Linked DNA regions of Mus musculus: regions 1 and 2 are each linked to region 3. Evidence: chromatin loops called from intact Hi-C (ENCODE). Cell type or tissue: heart. All regions are shown on one strand. Links, peaks and the distances in the headings refer to the core of each region. The heading gives the core; the rest is flanking DNA.

The links. A loop is a pair of places that touch in the nucleus more often than their neighbours do. Peaks named below come from ENCODE experiments on the same cell type or tissue, not always from the same donor. Only the 100,000 strongest peaks of a DNase experiment are listed, where the experiment ranks them.
Region 1: it touches region 3 in a loop (2.5-fold over the local background); 2 of 42 quality-filtered maps call a loop at or near these places.
Region 2: a loop joins it to region 3, with 5 times the contacts of the local background. A loop is called at or near these places in 3 of 42 quality-filtered maps.

Annotation. Positions count from the first base shown.
Region 1 is chr10:105,118,571-105,126,516 of GRCm38, reverse strand. No RefSeq gene overlaps it. Among named protein-coding and RNA genes, the nearest start is that of Gm40753, 17 kb to the right of the region's middle. In heart, for the core only: no CTCF peak of the experiment used is centred there; no DNase peak of the experiment used is centred there.
Region 2 is chr10:105,496,601-105,504,546 of GRCm38, reverse strand. The region is part of intron 1 of Tmtc2 (transmembrane and tetratricopeptide repeat containing 2); the gene reads left to right. Among named protein-coding and RNA genes, the nearest start is that of Gm46241, 44 kb to the right of the region's middle. In heart, for the core only: no CTCF peak of the experiment used is centred there; a DNase peak (open chromatin) is centred at 3,916; H3K27ac peaks cover 1,071 bases.
Region 3 is chr10:105,569,791-105,577,736 of GRCm38, reverse strand. Tmtc2 (transmembrane and tetratricopeptide repeat containing 2) reads left to right here and starts at 3,258. Exons shown (of 12, transcript NM_177368.4): 1 at 3,258-4,070. The coding sequence starts at 3,988. Gm15663 (predicted gene 15663) reads right to left here and starts at 3,186. Exons shown (of 3, transcript NR_038032.1): 1 at 2,050-3,186. In heart, for the core only: a CTCF peak has its summit at 3,697; DNase peaks (open chromatin) are centred at 2,316, 3,246, 3,946 and 4,136; H3K4me3 peaks cover 4,008 bases; H3K27ac peaks cover 2,254 bases.

The DNA of each region.
Region 1 (7,946 bases), core at 1,120-6,119, 450 kb after region 3:
AATCAGCTAGGAAAGAAATTTGTTAGCCCTTATCAACTGGAACAGGGGCTGTCTCTGTCTCTATTCCCCTCTATTAGATTCCCTTCTCCCTATCTGGATACTTGTTAGGCCTCAGTGGGGAAGAATGAACCTAATCCTTCTGGGACTGGATGTCCTAGGGTGGAGTGGTCACCAAGTGTGGCGCCCCTTCTCTGGGTAGAAGGGGAGAGGCAATGGAGGGAGGGATTTGTAAGGGTAGGACAGGGAAGAAAAAAAAATCCTAGATATAATATCCATCATTGCTTTGAACCTCTGGCATATAACAATCATTACCTCAAGTCTGTTAGTGAAAAAAAATACCTTGGATTATTTTAACTCCTGAGCAATTTTTGTCTTTTTCATTTTTAATTATTATGTTCTGCTACACATACAAACATGTGCACGGGCAAACAGGCAACCCCCAACACACCATATTTTATGACTCACAAACACCCTTTTAAACTTCCTCCATTATCTTCATCAGACTGCGTGCATAACTTGGAAATGAGAGGAATTTGAATTGTTAAACAGATTAAAAGGTTAATTGCCTAATCTGAGTTCTCTTCCTGAAAAGACTATTTTGACCTATACAAGTTTCCTGGCAGGAAGTGAGGGATCTTTTGAAATATAACTAAATGAATCAGTCTTATCTCTAAGGTCAGCTGCGTTAACATAACAATGTCAATGTCTTAGCAACAGCTGCATTTAAATACTTCTTTTAAGAAAACTTTAAAACCCCTCTGTTTTGTATGCTACTACATTTGGATAATTATCATCTATAAACATTGTCTCGCCTAATAACAAAGTATTTTGAGAAGATATTTTCGAAAATGTCACAAACATGAATAAATATTTTATTCTTTTTAAGAAACTTGGAGTCAGATTTAACATCTGAAAAATCACAAATGCTTCAGAAAATGTTCTACTTTTGATTTTTATTGAACATTTATGATGACAAAAATGGCTTTTCAAAGGTATTAGAGAAATACCACACCTGCAGTAACTGTCATTACTAAAGTATTTTATAGGTCCAGTCTAATTCGCTAAAGCGCTGGTGACCATGGCAGTCACGTCCAGCATTCTGGTCATTTCTAAGCATCTTACTCTCAATGATGTGAATTTGAAAGCTTCATACCTTACAATGTCCCAATGTCTCACTTCACCTGGGCTGGGGTGATAAGTGTTCACCACCATGACTGACTTTATACATAAGGTCAGACTAGGGCCCTTTTGTGTAGCAAGTAGTCCAGCCTCAAGCTCTGTACCATGCAAGAACATAGAAATATAGAAAAAGAAAAGAAAAGGAAACAAATAAACAAACAACAGCAATCTTTGGGAACTGTCAGTTAACCTCACTTGTTGAAGTCTTTTCTTTTTACCCATCAGAGAGATCTTCGGATCACTCCAGCCCAGGTGAAGTGAGACAGGTGGATCCCCAGAAGGAGCCCGCCAGCCAGCCTATCCCAGCCTGGGAGTTCTGGGTTTGGAGTAAGACCCTGTTTCTCAATATGGTAGAGAGCAGTTGAGGGGTGGAAGGAGTCATGCCTTAAACAGTGCCACTTCTTGAGTAATGAGCTTTCAAATCGCCAAGAAACAATGTGTTTTCAATATTATTGAAGCCAAATGAAAGGTATTAAATATGTCGAAGTAAAAACGTGATCAAATGAAATCAATAGTAGCTTCATATTATCATGCATCTGATTTTGTCTTCTCTTTCTTTCTTATGTAGTCCCTCTCATGTGAAGAAAGATTACGTCTGTGCTTAGATTGGCTCCACGAAGGAAGGTCATGGAAAGAAAAACAGTAAATGGGATTGTCTAGAAGGAAAGAAGGGAAAGAACCATTGATGGAGCTGAAGACTTAAAGACAAATAGAAAAAAGAAAAGGAGAAACGCCCATAGTCAGAGAATAAACGCCTCTAAAAAAATGCTTGGGGGTTTCTGATTAGAGGAAGTTCCTAGAGCAGAGTGGAGTTCATCTGCAAATAGAGCTGATAGAGCTGGGCAGGGAGCAGCCATGACCTGAGGAGAACATTTAGTATGGCTGCCTCCGAAGACCCATAAAGCTGTGTAGGGCCTACCGTCAGGAAGCTCCAAGGCAAAATGTGGTCATACATCAGAGTGGGACTAAAGAGAAAACAGGAGTGGAGATCATTTCCTACGAACTTAGCTTTTCAATTACTTTGGTTTCCCTTTTGAAAACACAAAATACTTGCAATGGAGTGTATTGAAGGTTCATAGCCATGCTTCTCCAATGTAGTTATAATGAGAAACAATACTGTTAGTCCGTAAATTCAGCATTGGTCTATTGTTTTGATTTTGTTTCTTCAAGATTCTTATAGACTCTATTATGTAATCTGAGAACTTTTCACCATTGGTAAAAATGTAGTAATGTACTTGAATATGGATGTACCCATCACAAGCCTAGGAAACAAAATATTGCTGGTCCTTTCAAACCCTCCATATCTTTAAAATAATCACTGGTTATTTCTCACCCCATCTAACCTACATGAGGAATCCAGAGCCTAGGTTTTACATCCACCATTTTTGTTTTCCTATTCTCTGTATTGTGCTAGAAGCTCGGGTCTAGACAGACCACACCAGGCCAAACAGTTCCATGTGAGGTTTACTGTAGGAGAAAAGGGCAAAGGTGGTGGCGAAGGAGAAGGGAGGAAAGAGAGAGAGAGAAGGAGAGAGAGAGAGAGAGAGAGAGGGAGAGAGAGAGAGAGAGAGAGAGAGAGAGAGATCAGAGGAGTTCTTCTTTTATTTGAATAGTGACATAGCCTCAGGTAAAGTGGGAAGTGAGCCAAGTGGCTTCTGGGAATATGGTGTTGGTTGCCTTGGCAACATGTGTGCAGGTTGCTGTTGCCTAGGTGTGATGTCACTGACTTTGGAGCCGATCCTGATACCAACACTCTGACTTCATTGTAATTTTTTAAACTGAACACTTTGACCTTTCTATATAAATATAACCACAACAGATGTGCTCACCCACATATTAATCTATTTGATACACATACTTTTTCAGCCATTCAGTTCCATTATTGTCTAGCATTCTGTTAAATGAATACTTATTATTTGACTAAGGTGTTTTACAGAGCCTTCCTTGAATCTCCAGTTAATGGATCACAAGGAAGGTTTTCCGTCTGTTAGTATGAAGGATGGCCAAGGAGGCAATGTAGCAAGGTGAGGTGCTGAGGCTGCTCGCATGTGCTTGGAGGACCTTCTGTAGTCTCAGAGTTTTTGCCCATTTCCCCTTCCTCCTCAGTTGATGCTCGGCATGCTCAAACTATGACTTTGTGGATCAGTTAAAAGGCCATTGGTCTTGCAAACTTTATATGCCTCAGTACAGGGGAACGCCAGGGCCAAGAAGGGGGAGTGGGTGGGTAGGGGAGTGGGTGGGGGGTATGGGGGACTTTTGGGATAGCATTGGAAATGTAAATGAAGAAAATACCTAATAAAATTTTTTTTTAAAAAGCCATTGGTTTTCCATCTCAAGGTCTCTTGGTGCTCTGTGGTCAGACTCTTGCTGTTTGCAGGCAGAAAGCAGGGACGGTTCATCAATGAGAACAGTGGTCTGCAGAAGATGATGGGCTTTATTTCTGTTGCTTGTGGTTCTTCTAGTTGGTTTGGCCACAGTTTCTGTTCAGTGCTCTACTTGCCCTGCATAGTTTAAGTATTATTGGATGTTCTGGGTCATAACATTCAATCAGAACAAATTTCTCCGTGGTTAGACCTGATGCGGAGCTTTTCTTTAAGGCTACAGTTCTCAGGTTTATAGATACCTATTTAATGAGTCAGAACAGACTGCTCAAATATGACTTCTGCCTGGAAACTCCAATGCCCACTAATAATTGTGGCTCTTTTTTTTTTTTAGTTGTGGATAAGGCCTTATCCACAACTATTTTCTTTCTTTTTCTTTTGAGAGAATATCAGGATACTCTTACCCTGGAGCCCATAGATATTTTACAAGATGCCTGGCCTCACAAGTTTTATGGGGTGTATCTTATTGGGGTGCTAATGATCTCCTTTCACAACAGATCTAATTGGCTATGTGACTGGAAATGTGATGACCCAGGACATGCTAAGAAGATAAACAAATGCCATGTAGGAGGACCCCGTGGCAGATGGTATTGAGGACTGAAGTAGATTTGATGCGATGCAAGGAAAAATATAAACTAGCTGGGACCTGAGGTAAATCCACACCCGTGTCCCCAACCCCCAGCCCACGCTGGGTAACCTGGGAATCTTTGTCTACCTGAATATCCCTCCAGTTGTGTGTACTGAGAAAGCTTAACACTGCATTCACAAAAAAAAAAAAAAAAAAAAAAAAAAAAGTGTGGTAAGCTTAAAAGTTATTTGCCACAGCAAGTACATGGGAGGCTCCCTTTGGCCGAGAAAAGAAATGCACAGTAAAGCAACAGAACTGGCATTCAGTGAAATAGGATTCCCGGAATGGTCCATGCCAACCACCATCTATCATTCTTCACTCTGCTTCTGAGTGCAACTACAGTGAAAGTGAGTGTGGAGATTGTATGGATTCTCTTCATACTGCCAGATAGACACTGTTGTTTCTCCATGTGCTTCTGTCCATGGACGATACCAAATACAGCAGTTACCCAGCCGGAAACCGAGTGTATCATATTCCTTACATCCCAGAGGTATTGATGCACAGTGACAGGAATTGACACATATATGTGTTTGTCGTACTTGCCTGCAGAGCTCTAGCCATCACCGATGTGAGTGTTTGCGGCTGTTCAATTCACTGACAGAATGTGTGGTATAATAAGCCCAGTTCCAGCAGCTCTTTCAATGCAAGGGAGTTGTAACATTAAGCAGGTAGCTTAGGATCTACTGGTGGTATCTGCTACCCACATCATAAAGCAAGGGGAGGAGAATTTAAAGATGCAGCTGGTAAGGAGACCACTTAGAGCCTGTCTTCAGAGGCCATCATACAAACTGCAGGCTCAGTGCAAATCTGCACACTAGTGATCAGTCTGTAAAGGTTACTCCATCTCTAACAATTAGCCTACAAGAAACCAGAATCCAAGGATGCAGGCATGCCTCCATTTCCCATCCCTCTTCATGATCCGGATGCAGATTTTGCTTTCTGAATCAACCTCCTAAACTCTCGAGGTCCATATACCCAAAGAAGGGAGGCTTCCAACAGGCACCTCAGTATGTTTGCTATGAACGTTTAAGAGTGTGGTGTCTGCTTGAAACTCCGTTTGTGAGTCTTGATGTTAGAGACTGACAGACAGTAAGAAGTTTTCATACTGACAGGGATGGCTGAGCCAGTCCTCTGAAGGAAGAGAGTGCTGTAGCACAGTCAAGTGAGGCAAGACAGCTTGGAACCTAAAAGATCCAGATAGATATCCTTTCATTTCCTTGAACAATTCTTGTGTGTGTATGTGTATAGTATGTGTGTGGTGTATGTTCGTGTTTGTGTGTGTGTGTGTGTACACATCCATGTGTACCCGGCTGAGGCCAGCAGAGGGTATTTGGTATCCTGTTCTTTTACTCTATACTGTGTTGCCTTAGAAAAAGGGGTTCCTCACTGAACCTGGAGGTGGGCTTTCAGCCCACAAGCCCCATTGTTCCTCCTGTGTGCAACCGTCACCCCCTACCACCCCTATAGCACTGTCTGACCATGGCTGGCTTTATGTGGGTTCCAGAAATTTGAACTCAGGTCCTTATTTTTTAGTAGAAAGTGCCCTTGCCCATCGATGCATCTTCTCAGCTCCTTCTTCTCAAGTTTTTATTCTAAATCAATAAAAGCGGCTTCCAGGCTCTGTGGCCGTTAGGGCAAGGAGACTCAGAAACGAGTGTGTGGAGTCATCCTCGCTGCTGAGGCCACCTGTGTGAGCAGAAGTGCTAGCCAAGGGGGACTGAAATGCTGACTAGCAGAGGGAGACAATGAACGCGTTATAACTCCGGAGAACAGCTGCGGCGGTGAGGGCCCCACTGTTTCCATGAACTTTGTTCTTGTAAATGTATACAGGAAAGGAGATAGACCAGACTCCTGGAGGCGTCGGTCTCAGCTGGGTGAACTTATTTTGAAAGGTGGCTCCTGAGCACGCAGGTGTGAACTATAGTGGGGGCTGTGGTGAGATGCCCAGATACCCGCTTACTCCTAACATTCCCAGCTGCTAGGAATGTTGATTGCTGACAACTCACAGCTGAATCCCTGGAGTGGCAGGGCCTTCTGCCAACTAGAATTGCTTTGCCCAGGTTTTATGCTTCCTCCCAGAGGCAACTGTATTAACGACAGACTGTAGAAGAGTAAAAGTGCCCAATTCTCTTGCCTCCTTTGAGACATCTCAGAAGAGCCATTTTGGTTCCAGAATCTCTGTGGGGATCCTGTAGAACTCAAAGATCTCTTTCCAGTATAGCTCAGCTCAGCTCCTCCTGCATCCCAATTGTACTTCCTCCCCTAACACTCTCGCCTCTGGAGATTCCTAACATTTCCCAATGCAAGCCTTCTCATCAAAATCTCTTGTTTGATGACAGGAATGTCATCATCAGTCATAGGCCCTTAACACCCAAGTTGTGGAGAGCAACTGATAGCTTTGGAAATAGCCTGTGATGTTTTGGGGGGATGTTGTGGGATCCCCTTTGGCCAATGACTTAACAAGATGTAACCCATTCACTCTACTGGAGCTTTTCCTTGATACCCTAAGGTTTCTAGTTGGGGCATTGTCTTTCTCATTATATGGTGACTTCACTAAAATTCCTTTCATCTTTATGTCCCACCTATACTGACTCGTGTTCATGAAGATGGAAGGGAGTCTTCATGCTACTGAATGATAAAATTAATCATCAGTATCACCCAGCTATAAACCCTCCAACCTACAAGAGTAACCTGCCTGCTGATATAATGAGGACACAAATGTTATGGTAGTAACAGAATACTTTTTGACTGTATTTAAGGGCTGCTCCATGAGATGAAACCCATGCCTGACACTACTAAAGTAGCTAAGACGATGAGACTAGATGGCCACAGTTGGCCTAGGGGAGTACCTACTGCTATTATTATGCTAAAGGAACATAGCAGTAGAATGGCTACTAATTGACATATTGCTATACCTATAGAAATTGTATCATTCAACCATCATCAGAGAAGTTTGCAGTAGACAGAAATTAATACAGAGGTCTATAACTGGACAATATACAGAGAGTAAGGGACTTTGGAGCACTTGGTCCTAAACGGGAGGGTGGGGGGTGGGGGGAGATGTCAAAGTTCAGGGTCTAAAAGAAGAAGCAGAAAGATAGTAAGAGCTGTAGGTGGTAGATGATCTGTGGGAAACCACGCCTTCCATACACTGTAGGAGTGACACACATGGGAACTCACAGAAGACTGAGATAGAATACATGGGACCTGCATAGGTTCAAGCTAGATGGGGTCTGAGCCCTGAAAGGATGAAGTAGATCAGGATTCCACCTGCTATCCATACCTGCTGACACAAAGAAAATTGGTTTCTCCAAAGCAGTGTCAGTGTCCATCACACTTCAGATCAGGTTCCTTGCCCAGAAGTAGCTGGACAACACAAAACAAATTCCATATTTTAATGTTCCTGTTTGTTTGTTTTGTTTGGAATGGGCTTATTGTTTCATTGTGTTTTGTTTTGCTATTTTCTTTAATCTTATTGTTTTGTTTGTTTTGATTTATGACTTCTGTTTTTGTTCTTAGAGAGACAGAAAGTAACTGGGTAGATATGGAGGTGGAAGGGTCTGGGAGGGTTGGTAAAAACTAAAGACAATATCAAAATACATTGTGTGGAAGAATTTCAAATGAGAAAACAAGTTTGTTTTTAAACTTTTGTGTGGAATACTAGGGCAAAGAACTTTTTTCACATTCACACATGTTTATGTTTCTTATATTTTTCACACTGTTTTCCTGGGTGACAGTCCGGTTTGCGTGTATGCTGT
Region 2 (7,946 bases), core at 1,120-6,119, 73 kb after region 3:
CAAGTTAGACACAAACCACCTTATGTGTCATACCATAAATTTTCCCTCTCCCTCACCCCGTCTTTGTGCTAGGATTTTATGCCATCCTGACTGACTTGAGTCTCCCTCCTCCCACCTCACAGGTGCTGGAATCACAGGTGGATGTTATCACACCTGACTAAAATAGGACTCCAACAATAATTAGAACCATTATGATATCATAAAATGATTTAAGTCGGTTTAGTTAATATCTGGACATCAACATTCATCCATCCGCTGAGCGTCTAATGTGGTTTCTGGATTTCCAAGCAGGTTTCAGAACTCAGTGGCACTGTAGGAAGCAGCGTAGTTCGACAGACAGTGGGTAGGTTGGTTGCCAAGAGCTGGACTCTGTACTGTGTTCTACCTTAAGCATCTTACAAAGTGTTCCCTAATTACTACTTCAGGGCAAAATGGAGATGACAGTATCGTATGTAACCAATTAAATGAAAGAGGACGTAAGAAAATTATTTTCAATTCTATTCCATTGTGCAAGAGGCTTGTTCTTATTTGAAATAGCCCCCTTCAGTACATCCCCTTTGCAAATCAACCTGTTAAACACCTAAGTTATAAGAATGTGTCTTAGTGTCCCATTCCATAGTAAAGTAGCCTCATTAAAAAACTGCCTGAGTTATGCAAAAGTGATCAAAGCAATTAAATACAAATCTTTTGTATAAATCTTACCTTTAAATAGACATGAATATAAGTGTCAACAGTGTTCCTTTTGTTCTTTTTAAACATTTAGACATTTTATATTTTATGTTTATGAGTGTTTTGATTGCATGTAAGTAAGTGCCCTCTGTTTGTGCCTCCTGCCAATAGAGGTGGGAAGATGACATTGTATCCACTGAGAATGGAGTTACAGACAGGTCTGAGCTGCCACACAGGTGCTAGAAATTGAACCTGGGTCTTCTTTCAAGAGCAACAAATGCAGTTAACTGCGGAGCTAACTCTCCAGCACTCCAGCCCTCCTTTGATCTTGATTGACATATTCCCAAGAATGAGTATACATTTGTGTGTGTGCGCGCGCGCGCGCGCGCGCGTGCGTGAAGAGGGTACACTGTAACATTGAGGTCTTGATTTCTCATGTTAGACCATTACATAAGCAGTGAACTATAGTTCTAGCTTTCTGTAAAACGTTTGCTGGCTGTTGATTTATGCATTGTAAAGTTTAAGAAATAATAATTTCAAAGTTTCCAGCTAGCCACTTGTTTATGAAAATCTGGGCATGTAAGAATTTAAAGATAATAAATATGTTTTTCCTACACTTTAGTTACAAGTAGTAACCACTGTACCTCTATAGATGGTAGACCATAGGCTAGTCTGTAAACTGTAACTACATTACAAATATCCTTCAAGTTGCAACTTGAATGGATTAGTGCCTGTGGCTTAGAAACTGAAGAGTTAAGATGTAAAGTGATAAAGATAAATGTGATCATGTTTAAAATTGAAATCTTTGGTTATGTATCTAAATCTGTTGCCTTTGTCTAGGTAGCCATAGGATTAGAATTATGAAGCATATACTTGGGGCATAACTAATTTACAAATGGAAAATAGTCAGAGTTGCTTTTGGTGTTTCCTTTTCATGGTATGGTCAGACTGTTAAAGAAACTCTCTTTGTATCTAGGCATATACTTACGCCCAGTATCTTTCTAGCAAGACAAGCCAGTTGACCATGTGTTGCAGATACAGTATCCAAGAACAAAATTAAAAAAAAAAATGGTGTGCCTTATTTTCAGTCTTTTTCCCCCTCCAATGGATTATAGTCTTACAATTTTATTCTTTTCTCCTAGTAGATTGTATTCATTGGATTCTTAGCTTTGGGGAGTATTCAATCACCTTGTAAAATTACGCTCTCTGGTGCCTTGGCTTGCAGTGGGTCTTGGGTTTCTTTTGAAAATAGTGTCCCATTGATACCTAGAGGCTGAGAGCCTTCCTGCTGAGAAAGGCACTCCAGACTAAGGGCACTGTAAGAGAGCAAGCAGTGAGGAGCATACTGCTGATCATGTTCTGGATCTTAGTCCTTACCAACTGTGTCATCTCCAGCAAGTCTGATAATACCAGAGCCTGGTTTCTTTCAGTTCCGGGAGAGTGAAAGACCTTTCAGTTTTCCATATGTTACAATAAAGGCTATGGTTGATGCTGATATCAGCTGCTTACAATTCTTGTTGTCCCACCTAGTAGCTAAGTGTGCTAAGGAATTGTCCTTTTGAGGTTCACCTATGGTCAGGTGGCAGAAGGTGAAGAGCTGGCAGGGTTAGAATAGAGGTGGCTCACAGGGAGACATGTGACATCCAAAGCCACTGCCATCCAAGTGTTCAGACTCCAGGTAACATTAGCCCGAATGCCTGTCCCCCCAAGCATGGCATCCCATGAGCCTTTCCCATCCATATGGATTCACAGAAAGCTCACATTTTTCTTAGCCACTGCTGATGATAGATGATAAATTTCTGCCTCTTGCTCAGGTCTTGATCCCTATTACACATGGCGGGTTTCCTGCCTGTGATCTTTCTTCTTTCCCTGGGACTCTGCTCAGCTGAACTGACCTCTTTATTGGTAGGAGCCCCATTGATGTTCCTGCTGTTTACCCAGGCTTAATGAAGGTCTGATGTAAGCCAGAGGTTTGCAGCAAAGCTCGGTAACAGCTTAAAGCCGACTTTCAGCCATCTCCGCTCTCAGCAACAGCAGCGATCACTGCTCTTAGAAATGTTCATTGATTGTATCCACTCTACTCTCAGGGAGCAGCCCTCTGCCGCGTGGTTGGCCATTCTTTATCCCCAGCTAGACTCAAACATCCATCTCTATCCTTTTACTGCAGAGCTCTTTAAATGTTTATTACCAAGCCTTCTGGGCTCACGCATAACACAGGTTTTTACCACCAAACTGTTCTCTCTCTTCAAGGAATGCTGTGGCCACTCGGAGTCCAACTGAAGGCATTATTTTCTTTGATGATGGCGCACAAGGCCATGCTTGGCACAAATGGCGCACTCCTGTTTTTCCAACCGTTTTCAAATTTGAGGCAGGAGGAGCATTCAGGAGTAGATTTCAAGTTCCAGGCCTGCTGAGCTGTTAGTGACTTCGAGGTCAGACTAGTCAATTTCACTGGATCTGTCTCAAAAAAAAAAAAAAAAAAAAAACCCAAACAAACAAACAAACAAAAGAAAACAAAAAACCAAACCAAACCAAAAATAAGGCCTGGAAATGTAGCTCTGTGGTCGAGTGCTTTCCTCCACTATGCTGAGCCATGGGTTTGTTCCCCAGTACTGGAAAAATCAATAAATAAAATACAGAAAATGGACACACCCTAGAATTTCTAACCTGGGAAAACTAGAAGAAAGTATAATCTAAAGGCAAGCGGGCATCTAATATATATATATATTTTTTTCTTTCTTTTTTTAGATGCCTGCTTGTATGTGTGTCTTTGTGTGTGTGTGTGTATGTATAAATATGGTCCCCAGGGAAACCTTATATGGTGAGAGATGAGTCTGAGTGAAACTTAAGATTCACTTAAACTTTATCCATATCCATATATATATGTAGGAAAATTTACCTGGTGATAAGGGGACAAAGATATATGCATTCTGATACTTTGACTATTCGCCCTTTTTATTAGGCTAGATTTAGAATAGCCATCTTTGTGAGTTATGTGTTAAGATGATGTAACGGTGGGAAGTTAGATATCTGCAACCTTGTTTGCTGCTGATTATGGTTCCTCCAAGGAGGAGGAAATGAAGTGAATCACTGGGCAGATTCCTCTTGCCAAGTCCTAGAAATGTCTTCGCAAGGATTTAGCCAACACCATCTTCTGCTGATGAAAAACAGGAAACGGGAAGAGGGGAGGTAACCTGACTGATTGGGTGTCTGCAGTCCCAGATAAGAGTCTGTTTTGTGGTGTACACCCTGAAGGCAGGAGAGAGGGCCAGCAGGGTCTTACTGGTAGTGTTGGAAGCAGGCAGGGCTTTAAGGATCAGCCTGGAAAACCTCGCTATGGAGGAAACATCTATGCTGTTTGACACAGAGCAGTGGTAGTAATTGTAAATTAGTCATATCATGGGCCAGCTGAGCCGGGACAGGCACTGAAGTGTTCGTTATTGTTCTTTTTGTTTTGTTCTGGGCTCAAAATGCTTATAATGTCAAATCACCCCAGAGAATCCTTAGATGGTGAGAGATGTGTGAAACTTAAGATTCACTTGAACACTTATCCTCCTTCTCTTCCTCATCATGGCCATTATCATCATCTGTGTGTTTGTGTGTGTGTGTGTACACAAGTGCCACAGCCTGCGAAGGTGGGAGGACAATTTTGTGGAGTCTGTTCTTTCCTTCTATTTTACATGGGCTTCAGGAATTGAACTCTGGTCCCCAGGCTGCATAGCAACTCCCTTTACCTGCTGGACAATCTTGCGATCCTTGCACACTTTCAGATATGTTACAGATCTTTATAACAAAACAGGAAAATAGGAAATCGGGTAGGGATTTGGAGAGTGGATGAAGGATTGATAGGGATAAGAGGGAGTGGAGGGACGGTGGACTGAGTAATCAAGAATGTGTTATGCACACACTTAGAATTCTAACAGAGTAAGTTAATAAAAATAATCTTTGGATACCCACGTCTCTCCCCTGTACTCCTGCCATACAGCAAAGCCTCAAAGAAGCCAACACTGTAGTAGTGAACTACACTCTAAACCTTATTCCATTGTCTAGGAATCTTTGGAAACAGGAGTCTCATGCATTCCAGGCTGACCTCTAATTGGCAGTATAGATGACCTTGAAACCCCCTGATCCTTCAGCTGTCACTTGTTTAGTGGGATTATAGTTCTGTGCGACCTATGTTCTGAATGCTAGGTAAAGACTCTACCAGGTGACTCACATCCTCAGCACCCCTATCTTTATCTCTCTCCTCTCTTTTTAGCTCTCCCCTACCACACCCCCACCCCCACTCCTCTGAGACAGGGCCTTTCTACTTAATCCTGGTTGAGAGATTCTCTAGTCTCTGCCTCCTAAGTGCTGGGATTAAAGACTGGAGCCCACATAGAGGTAAGGGCTCTCTTTTAGTAAGTAGATGTTCTCTTTTCTGTTGTTCCAGTTTCTTCAAGTTTTGGTTTGAATGTGTTTGTGTAGGGGGGAGTCTTGGAGGAGGGGAAGGGGTGTGGCTGGGAGGAAACAACAATGACAGCTATGACAAGGTCTCTGTTGAAGGAATCAACAGTGTATCTAGGGAAAAGAGAAATTAGGGACAACTGACATGCTGTGTAATGCAGACTAAATATTTAAATATTTAAATACAAATTTAAATAAACATATATTTATTGAATGATAGCACTAGAAAGGCACTCAGTTTACCAGAAGGTACAATGAGCACACAGAGTCTGTTCTTTAAACAAAGTTTAATTTGCTTACACGCCTTTAAAAATATTCCTTCCTTGCTTGAATTTTGTGGTACATACTTATAACCTCAACATGTCGGAGACAGAAGCAGGAGAAATAGGAGTTCAAAGCCAGCCTGGGTGAATTCAGGTAAGCCTGGACTAAATATAAGTCCTTAACTAAAGAAAAAACAAGACGGAATAAAACAAAGCAAGCAAGGAAGGAAGGAAGGAAGCAAACAAACATAGAAACAAAACAACCCGTCTTCATAGTTCTGTCATAATTCATGAGAGAGCAGAGATAAATTTGTGTGTTCCCTCTCCTGCTTTCAGAAAGACAACTTCCACTTAAAAGAAATATATGAAGAGCTGTCTGGCTGCCTGTGTCCTCACAGTGATGCAAAGAATTATGCTAATGATTTTCCTGTTCCCTAAATGAATTTTACACGAGAAAATAGAACTAACATGAATACAGCATGATGTATTAATACCTTGTGGAATCCTTTTGTGAGATTTGGGGGCTTCTGTAGCTGAATTCATGAATGAAATTAGGGTTTGGTTTTCTTTTTTTTTTCAGGCTGTTTCCTGAATTATGTTAGCATCATAAAATGATTTGGGATGCTTTTATGTTCTCCGAAACACTTTATGTGACAGAATATCTGTCCCTTGGGTTTTCATGAATTTATCTATGGAACCATGTTAGCCCACTTCTCTTCAGAAAGAATTTCATTGACAACTCTCTATTGCTTTTGTGGCAATCTGTCTGCTCGGTTTACTTTTATTCTCTAACTCATTAACTTCTATTTTTTTTTAAGGACTCATTCATGTTGTTGAATGTTGATGATTTATTAAGAAATACTTCTGTTCCCCTGTTCAGTTGGATAATGTTTGATTACTTCAAAAAATCTTTATCATTTTGTTTGTTTCTGTCCTATTTGTCTTTGATAGATCTGAGCTGGGTAAAAAATATTTTCTCTAATTCCCAGAAGCTTATTAGAGCAGATACTAAAATGTCTGGAGTGCTGGCTTCTCCTTGGTCTCCAACAGTGACAGTTGAGTCACTATGGTCTTATTATCCATCCTTTCCGTGTGTGTGTGTGTGTGTGTGTGTGTGTATGTGTGCACATTAGTGTGCATACACATGAGTGTACATGTGTGTGCTTGTGTGTGTGTGTACATGTGCCTGTGAGTTGGCTTGTGTGTGTGTGTGTGTGTGTGTGTGTGTGTGGGTATGTATGTGCATGTGAGTATGCATGTACATGCATGTACATGTGTGTGCTTGTGTGTGCATGTACACATGCCTGTGAGTTGTCTTGTACGTGTGTGTGTGTGTGTGTGTGTCTGTGAGAGAGAGAGAGAGAGAGAGAGAGAGAGAGAGAGAGAGAGAGCGTGAATGTGTGAATGCAGCATTGTACAGGTGGAGATTAGAGCTTGACCTTGGAGACGCCATCTCTCCTTCTACCATTGGAGAACAGGGGATTTAGCTCCTTTAACTACTGAGCCATCTTGCCTGTCCTACATTGTGCTGCTAATACATACGTATGTATATACTTATATGTATATGTATGCATGAAACTTTTCATTTACATATTTTTAAATCTATAATTGACTTATAGGGCTCTTACCTTTGCCCCATGTCATCACATCTTATTTTTTCTTTTATCTATATATTTCTGTACCTCTGTAGATCCATTTAGTGCTGCCAATATGTACATAGGGGTGGGGCTCTTCCCTGGAATCTGCCAGTGGCCACACGTTTGAGAAAGTGATTTTTTTTTTCCATCCCTAGCAGGTATCAAAAGCCATTAACTTCTCACTAAGGACACCACCCATCTATGATGGGAATTGGTCTGGTTTGATCTTGTGCAGTTTGGGTGTGGATAGACACCGCTGTTGTGAGCTTATGAGTGTGAAAGCTGTGCCGTCTCCAGAAGCCAGCACCCTGTCCCACCGTTAGGTTCTTAGTGTGACTCCTCTTCTATTGAGGTCATGGTTGGCAAGTACTGGTTGATGTAGATGTCCTTTTTAGTGTTGAGCAGCCTCATGGAAATACTGTTGTCCCATACAACATCAAGAGGGCCTTTGCATCCCTGGTGCTGTTTTCTGTTCCCTTAACTGAACAGCGTGTTTGGTTATGTTGTTCTTCCATTACAACACTGCGTCTTTGATTTCTGCCAAGTTCGAAGCCAGATTCATATTTCTGAGCTCTGTAGCTTTCAAACAATTTTTTTCCCCTTGACACTTTTAGCACTTTAAAAAAAATTTCTTACACTTCAAAGACAAACGGTTTTTGCTTGTCCCTGGGAGTTGGCTTTATTGCCCCTCCAGTCAGCAGCAGGCAAGTGAGTCCTCAGACTGGCACCGGGTCCTCCTCATAAAGGTTCTTCCATTCTATTTCTTCTATGCCTTTCCAGCCCATCTGTAGCCTGGCTTCTACATAACACCCTGTCTCCCATGTTGTCACCTGTTTGCCTTGTCTTTCTTGCATACAGAGGTTTATTTCCTAGGGGTCTGTTCTGCTATGTCTCCTTATGTTCAGCTGTTGAGTTTTCAGTCTCAGCATCC
Region 3 (7,946 bases), core at 1,517-6,516:
ACTGTGGACAGCTGCAGTAGTTTTAAATAAATGATGTATAAATTCAGAACTGAAGCAGCAGCAGCCTCCCCCACACGGGATAAATGCACCTTAATAAGCTAAAAGGAGGCTCTGTGATCATAAATGACCTCCAGGGGTAGTGATGGCATATTTAATTGAATTTTCCCTTTGGAGTTGCTTGAGAAAGGTAGAAAATGCAAGCAGTGGTTGTTTCTCAGACCTTGGAGAGCAATGCACAAGAGCCCATGGCTTAATTCACAGGAAGGATACACAGACATACGTTAAAGTATAATAGCGTTTTTGTTACAAGAAACTGGATTTTTTTCAAGCGTGGCAGGATGTGCAGTCTGCTGTCTATTAAGAATCTCAAGATGTACCATTTTATGGCATGTCTCAGTTTCTGAGGCTTTCAATTCAGAGGGGCTGGATGGTTGTAGAAGAAGCCACACTTAATGTTTTTAAAACTATCAGACCTTTGAAATGGAGAAATGCTCACAAGATTTTAGCTCTCTGAACCCAAAGCTTTCTAGTAGTTGTATGCCCATAAGTCTTAGGAAAGAAGCTGTCCTTGTGTGATTTCCTATCATGGATCTTCCCGAGGAAGTGATGCACTCAAGAAATGTCACCCTTCTTCCCTCTGGCTTTGGCATCTTTAACATAGACAACAATTTAGTTTCTTCTTCCTGATGAATATTTGTGGGCTTTCAGCTCTTCTATAATCACACTTAAATACTCTTATTGTTTACTTGTTTACCCTTTTTTAGAAGTTTCTTTTACAATGTTCAGATGCTATGGGCTCTGGGCACTTTGTGGATGAGGGGACAAGCTTTATGAAGATTGAATGGAAATTCAAGGGATTAGTTAATAAACTGATGTGTGCCTATCACCAGGTAGTAGTGGTACAGGCCTTTAATAGCAGCACTCTAGAGGGAGAGTCAGATGGATCTCTGAGTTTGAGCTCAGCTTAATCTACAGAGTGAATTCAATGACAGTCAGAGCTACACAGAGTAACCTTGTCTCAAAAAAAAAATCAAAACTCCACAAACAAACAAACAAACAAACAAGCAGACAAAGATACTTAGAAGGAAGTGATAAAGGATGATGGGAAAGAGGGGTGTGTATGTGTGTGTGTGTGTGTGTGTGTGTGTGTGTGTGTGTGTGTGTGTGTGCTTTATAAAATACAAGAAAGAATTTTTGAAGAAATACCATTTGAAAGATAGTGGAAAGTAGCCAAAGAAATGTCTGGGGAGAAAACAGTTCCAGGTACGAGAGAAAAGAAGGTTCCAGAGAAGGCATACACAGATGAACACATTGAGAAGAGGGGGAGGACCATATGAGCCAGACTAAGAGAGTTTTATTCTATGTGCACTACACACGCTTAAGTGGAGTGATTGAACTTAAAGCTGCTTGTCTGGAGCCTCAAGTAAATGCTTGGAGCAGGGGCGGTAGGTGTAGAAGCAAGACCATTTACAAGGCCATCAGATTAGTTTGTGCAGGAGATACTAACGCTCTGTGGATGTGATGGGTGTATTTTGGTGATGGCTCGGACTAAGAGTGGAACAGTGTGGGTGTAATGGTATGTATTTTAGAGAGGAATGTCTAAGTATTAGTTAAGAAGTAAAAGGATGACGTTGGAAATCATAACAGCTAACTTATTGCACTTACCAGTCCCCCTCTGGATGCTTTATTTACATGGAAACTCACCCAACCAAAGTAGTATTTATAAGTGAGGGGTGAAGGAGGTGATTGGCCCCAACTTACTCAAATAATTAATAGCTGAGTTGATACTCAAATCTAGGTATCTGACTTAAGTATTTATTCTTCCCCCAGTGCCCCAGGATCCAATATCAATACATAAGCTCAGAAGAAGGTCAGAGAGGATCCGAATGGAGCAACTGGTATGATTTTTAAAAAAACTTTAAAAAATACATTATACCGGGGAGCACTGAAGAACAAGAATCACCATCTTCAATATATTATTTGAGAACTTCCTACGTGCTCATAATATTTTGATCAAATCACAATTTGCCTGTTGGAGGTTGAACACACATTTGTCAGTTTCCAAACGATTTCTTTGTGAAGTCAGACATCCTTATTCTGCAGGCGTTCAAACTTTTCAGATCGCTGCCACATACCCAGGGAGTCCACTTTCCTTATTATCTTTGAAGAGCTTGCTGGTTAGGTGCAAAAGGGGAAGTTGGAAGTCAGCCCTGCAAGGACGTGTTTTCTGTGCCCTGTAGCTTCCCCACAGCAGGGGGCGCTGCAGTCGTGTTCATCATAGTCCAAGGGAGCGACCAGGGCAGTCAGAAAGGGAACCAGGCAGGAAGGGGGTGTGGCAGACAGCTCTCGGATCTCTTTGGTCATGCAACTTTAGTACCCAGCGCTCCTTCTGCCCAGACCATTCTTCTGCACCGTATTTCATCATGTTGGATGCCTTCCATCCAGTCTTGCATCCGGGCGGAAAGGAAAGGGCATTAGCTTTCCGCTCTGCTGGGTTTAAGGATGCCGTTGTAGAGGGTTGCATTAGCGTGGTCTCTTCTATAGTCTCAGAGTCAGCTTGACAGTCCTGAACCACTAAAGACACCCATCCCCACGCAATTTCTGAGGAACGCGTGGGTGTTTCTTACCTTCTTGCCTCTCCTCTTTCATTTCCTGGATCCCTTTTCATGATCTTACTGCGGGGCACGCGTCTTTCCACTAATATTAATGTCGACCGTCACGGCGTGGCCTCGGAAAACTCTCTCCTAAACGCTGCTTCCCTGGCTCTTCAACAGGCCCTTCCATCCCAATTCAGCTCACGCATCGCGCGCGCGCGGGGCAATAGATCCTTAGTGTCAACCGAGGTTGCCAGCGCTCTGCAAACCTGTTCTACCTCTCCGCGTCCCGAGAAGTCTCTCCAGCTGACCAGTCTTTTGCCTGACAGCTCTTGGCACTAGACGTTTGGCTTGCGATCTAGAGCGTGCAAAGCGCCTCCCCGCAGCACTGGGCAAACCATTGACTCCTCCTGTCGCCTCTCTCCTCCATCTCCCAGAGCCCAGGGCACACTCTAGCTATCGTTTTGGGCAATCTTCCAAAAGTCATCTTTGTCCTGGGCTTTGGGGGAGGCTTTCCAGAGTCAAAAAGAAGGTGAAGGAAGATGAAGAAGAGAGTGGGGCCAGAGTACCAGGCTGGAGCAGCTAGAAGAGTGGGCGGAGCCTCCAGCCAGTGGGGGTAGACAGGGAGGAGTCTGCGGGGAGGATCTGGGTGGAGAAAGGGGCCGGGCTAGCTTAGGGTGGTGGGCTGGCCACGCAGGCGCGTGGGGCCGCGACGAGAACCCCACGCGGGAGCTTTTGGAGTCCCCAGTCGCCGCTTCTCACTTCACTGGAGAGGGGTCCGGGAGGGAACCAATAAAGAGTGAATGTGCCGCAGCCGCGGTGGCGGCCGAGTTGCTGCGAACGGCCCCGGAGTCGTGCGCCCGGGAGGCGGCGAAGGGAGGCGGTTCGCCTCGTCCCTCCCACCCGCCCCTTTCTCTCTCGGTCTCTCTCTCTGTCTCTCCTTTCCTCCCGCTGGTCCCAGATCCTCGCTCTGTCCAGCCCTTTGGTCCCCCCTCTTGCACTCTTCTATCTCCGCAGTCCTTTACCTTAGGGCGTCCCAAAGTGCCATGGGTTAGGGTGGGGACCGCGAGCCGCGGGAAAAGGACAAGCCCCGATTCTCCGCCGGGGGGCGTGAAGCCGATCGCCGCTTGCCTCTCGCGGTTGTCGGGTATGGGGAGAGCGGTGTGAGCCCGCAACCCCCGGAGCACGCAGGAACAGCGGAGCCCGGCGCCCCGAGGAGGAGCCCGGGATCGGAAGAAGGAGAGGAGGGAGGACGAGGAGGCGGGCGGGGAAGCCGGGGAAAAGTGCAGCCAAGGAGGAGAAGGCGGCGGAAGGTGGGGATTGATGCTTCTGTTTTTTGTTGCCGCTGCTGCGCTCGCGCTGGGAGCCAAGCCGGAGGGAAGGCGGTGGAGAGATGATTGCAGAGTTGGTGAGCAGCGCTCTGGGGCTCGCCTTGTATCTCAACACCCTGAGTGCTGATTTCTGCTACGATGACAGGTAAGTGGGTGAGAGAAAGGGGCAATGGCTGCGGTGCGACGGGGGTGGGGTGGGGGCTCCTCGGTGGCTCTGGTACTGCTTGCTGTCAGGCTGAAGCGCGTCTTGGGGGCGGGGTTGGGGGGACAGGTATCTGCACCTGAAGGTTTAGGCGACACGGAAACCGTAACACCTAAAGCAAACAGCCGGGACGGACGCAGGCGCGCTGGGCGGGCCGAACGAGTTTCCGCTCCTACTTTGCAGCAGGTTCTTGCTTGCTTCTTGCTGGTTGGCAGGCGCTTAAGTTTCTTTGCGGAAATCCAGGCAATTTGGAAGACTGTTTAATGAACCCACGTTAAACAAACAACCAGCCAAAGTAAAAATTCCAATAACAATCCTTGGTATACCTTGGTGCAAAAAAAAAAAAAAAAAAAAAAAAAAAAAAAAGAAAGAAAGAAAGAAAGAAAGAAAGAAAAAGCATATTAAGCGATTTTACGTGTGGGCTGGAAGGAAGCACCTCTGCACCCCTAGAAGATCCTCCCCGTGTGGTTTCCTTTTATTGATAGGACACTGATTTCTCGAAGTTAAACGCACATATGACAGTTGCCAAATAGAGGAAAGAGCGCGCGTACTCTGAGTCAACTTTCTCTTTGACGTGTATGATAGTAAACTTTGAGCTGTATCTCGCTGCTGGTTGTATCTCTCGCTCCCCCAACCTTGCTCACGCATCATGGGGAATTCCTTTATAAAAACGTGGGCTTTCAGTTCTGTTTGGGCGTTTTGCATGAGACATTAGTGATTCGCTGGTGCTAATTGCAGAAGAAGACGCCCTGGAGACAGAAGTTGTCTTCTGTATTTGGGTTAGTTTGGGTGGCTAATGAGACCCGGATTGTGTTGTCAAAGAAACTGCATTGATGCTTGGAAAAATATCACCCTTGTGCTGATGTCTCTACCTATTTTTAAAATATATTGTTAGTGTTTAGAAACTGATGAAAAGCTCCAATAGCCATTAGGGACAACTCCCAATTTGTGCCTTTCCGGTGACTTAATCTGATTACAATTAAAACAGATGCATAATTAAAATATATTGGGGAGAACGGCATGCCTGGCTAAACTTATTAACCATCCTGGAGTGTTTCATGCTCCATTGAAATTAAACCATCCAAAAAGTGAACACAGATTTACTCTGACAGCCTTTCAGCAGCCTCTCTGGGCGTAGGGGAGTGAATGGATCTCCAGGGTTAGGGCGAGGAAGCTCGTGAACCCAGCAAAGTGGTTGACAACAGTCCGAGAAGGAAGGGTATATACTCTTTGCTAGCCAGCCATAGTCTATATACTCTGTTCGGTCCACTCTCCTGCTAAGAGTGATTGGATGTCTTAAATCAGGGGATCTTGGTCCCCACCCTCATGTCTGCTATGAAATTCCCTGATGATACTTGCAGAACTACCCCATACACCCCTGATGTGTTTCTGCATTGTGCCCAGCAGAGACTGGCTGATAGTCTCTGGCAGACAAACTTTTCCTCAACTTTTTAAAGAGTGTACTGACTTCAGCTGCTCTCAGAAATGGTCCAAGAGTGAGGCAGGCTGGGCTGCTGGCCTTTCTCTCTCTTCAGATTTCTGTGATGTTGCACCTGCTATTTTAAGAGTCCCCATGGGGAATGCTTTGTTCAGGTTTCGCTAAAATGAGTCCAGGGATGAGTCAGGGCAGTGGCTGACTCTTCTGGGGGGTGGTGATCTGGAAGAGGGAGTGTTGAAACCAAGAATACGGAGCTTAGGAAGAAAGTAAACTCGGAAATACTGTCACATTGTTGAACATTATGATAAAGCAAGCATTTCTCTTGACTACGCTTAACTGCTGCCCAGTTCTTAAAAGAGGATAAAGGCACCACTTCCTTTAAAAATGGAGACTAAAACTTAAGTCAGTGTGCAGGCGCAGCTTTCTGTAGGTCTCCCACTCACCCTGACCTGTTTGGACAGTGAGTCTGGGAGACAGCTGTGCTGATGATGATACATGAGTTGCCCTTGATGACTAGAATTTGTTATAGGTTCCTCCCCCTGTTACAGGTCACAGTGAGTGTTACCAATCCTTGTCTTCTATTTTCTCTCTGTATAGGTGAATTTCCTGTGATAATTTTCTCATATCATTGATAGCAGGTCCAATATGATATTTAGACATGTATCTATAGAACACTGAGGGCCTAAAGTATGAATTATGCTTCACTATGCATTAAAAATTATTTTCTGAAAAAAATTATTTTCTGGCAAAACTACATATGCAACCGCAAGGTCTTAAAAATGTGAAATCTTAAGGGTAGCAAACTTTATTCCTGTGTTCCCGAGGAACCATCAGGTGCATATTTATGCCACACTGAATTTATTTGTTGTGTGTTCAGCATGCGAATGTGATTCATTGCCAAGGTGCACTGTCAACTGTGGCTTTGCAAATGCACTTTCCCCGTAAGTTCTGTAGCTCGCTGGTGTGTGAAGAGGGAAGCGAAGAGGGGGAGCCACGTGGAAACGACAGTGTGATAGGCTGGTTTCCAGTACTCCATTTCCATTTGCAGAGATTCACATGGAAAGCATTGCTTAAATTATATCTGTGCATTGTGATGACCCCCAGGAACTTCAGTGGAGTACAGTTCTGGAACTGAAGCCCCTGGAAGTAGCAAGAACCACACATAAGGGGGTGATGGCTCGTATGCATGACTTGCTTCGCTAAATTAGAACCTTGCATTGTAGCCTGAAGAATCTGGCCGTTACTTTAGTAGGGTGTTATTATTGTTGCAGTGTGAGTGTTATTGCTCATGTACTTCTCAAAGTTGCCATTTGTTTTAAACACCATGATCAGTTTAGTTTATCAACTGGTATACTGATAATCATTTTTATGTCTTATATAGCTTGTTGGAAGTTAGGTGGCAACATAAAGCTTTCTTGAAGCAAAGATCAGTTCCGCACTGTAGCCACTCAATGTCTTTCAAGTGTTTTGGTGGTAAACCTAAGAATATGTGTACAGTGTGTGGAAATGAGTGATGCCAGGGCAGACTTCACAGTATCTGATGAGAAAACATACATGCTTTCAGCCTTGTTCTCTCTCCTCTCAGCTTTAGAATAAGGTAATGACTGCTTAATCTGAAGTTGTGGTACCAATGTGAAATGCTTGGCACATCTTAAGTTCTGCTCAATGTGACGCCTTAAGTGATCCTTTTCATTCTCTGGAGAAACTTGATGTTCACGAGTGTGCGAAATACAGACAGATACCTTTTGTGACCCCCTATCTCTTTTCTCTCTCATGCACTTGTTGAGGCTGACCTTGCATCAGCACACACTGTCCCCTTTAAAATGTGGCCAGAAGCTTCTCAGAGGTCATACTGGGGGAAGTCAGCTTGGTGCCAAGATAACTTGTAAATGCCTTGGATTCTGATTGGATTGCCCACGTATCACTTCATGGGTGACGTACCCATTTATGTGATACAGATATGGAGCAAGAACAATGTGCAGATTTTTTAAATTTTCTCTTGAGTAGAATAATTCATGGCTGTGGAAGAATAAAACATGACAACTTGAGATTTCGAAATTGCAACGTGCATGTGACACTAGCTTGCAGATTTATGTCACTGATGCTTGTTTTGCATTGTTCTCTATCTCTCTTTGTCTGTCACTGTGTCTCTGTCTCTTGTCTGTCTGTCTGTATTTCTCTCTCTCTCTCTCTCTCTCTCTCTGTGTGTGTGTTTGTGTGTGTGCTCTCGTGAGCACAGAACTTACATGTGAAGACCTGAAGTGACATAGGTATCTTTTCTGTTCTTTCTCCACACTATCTTTTGAGTCGGTCTCTCACTGAACCTGGAGATAACTGAACGCCACCAGGCCAACTAGCTAGTTTGCTCTGGCTTGACTTCT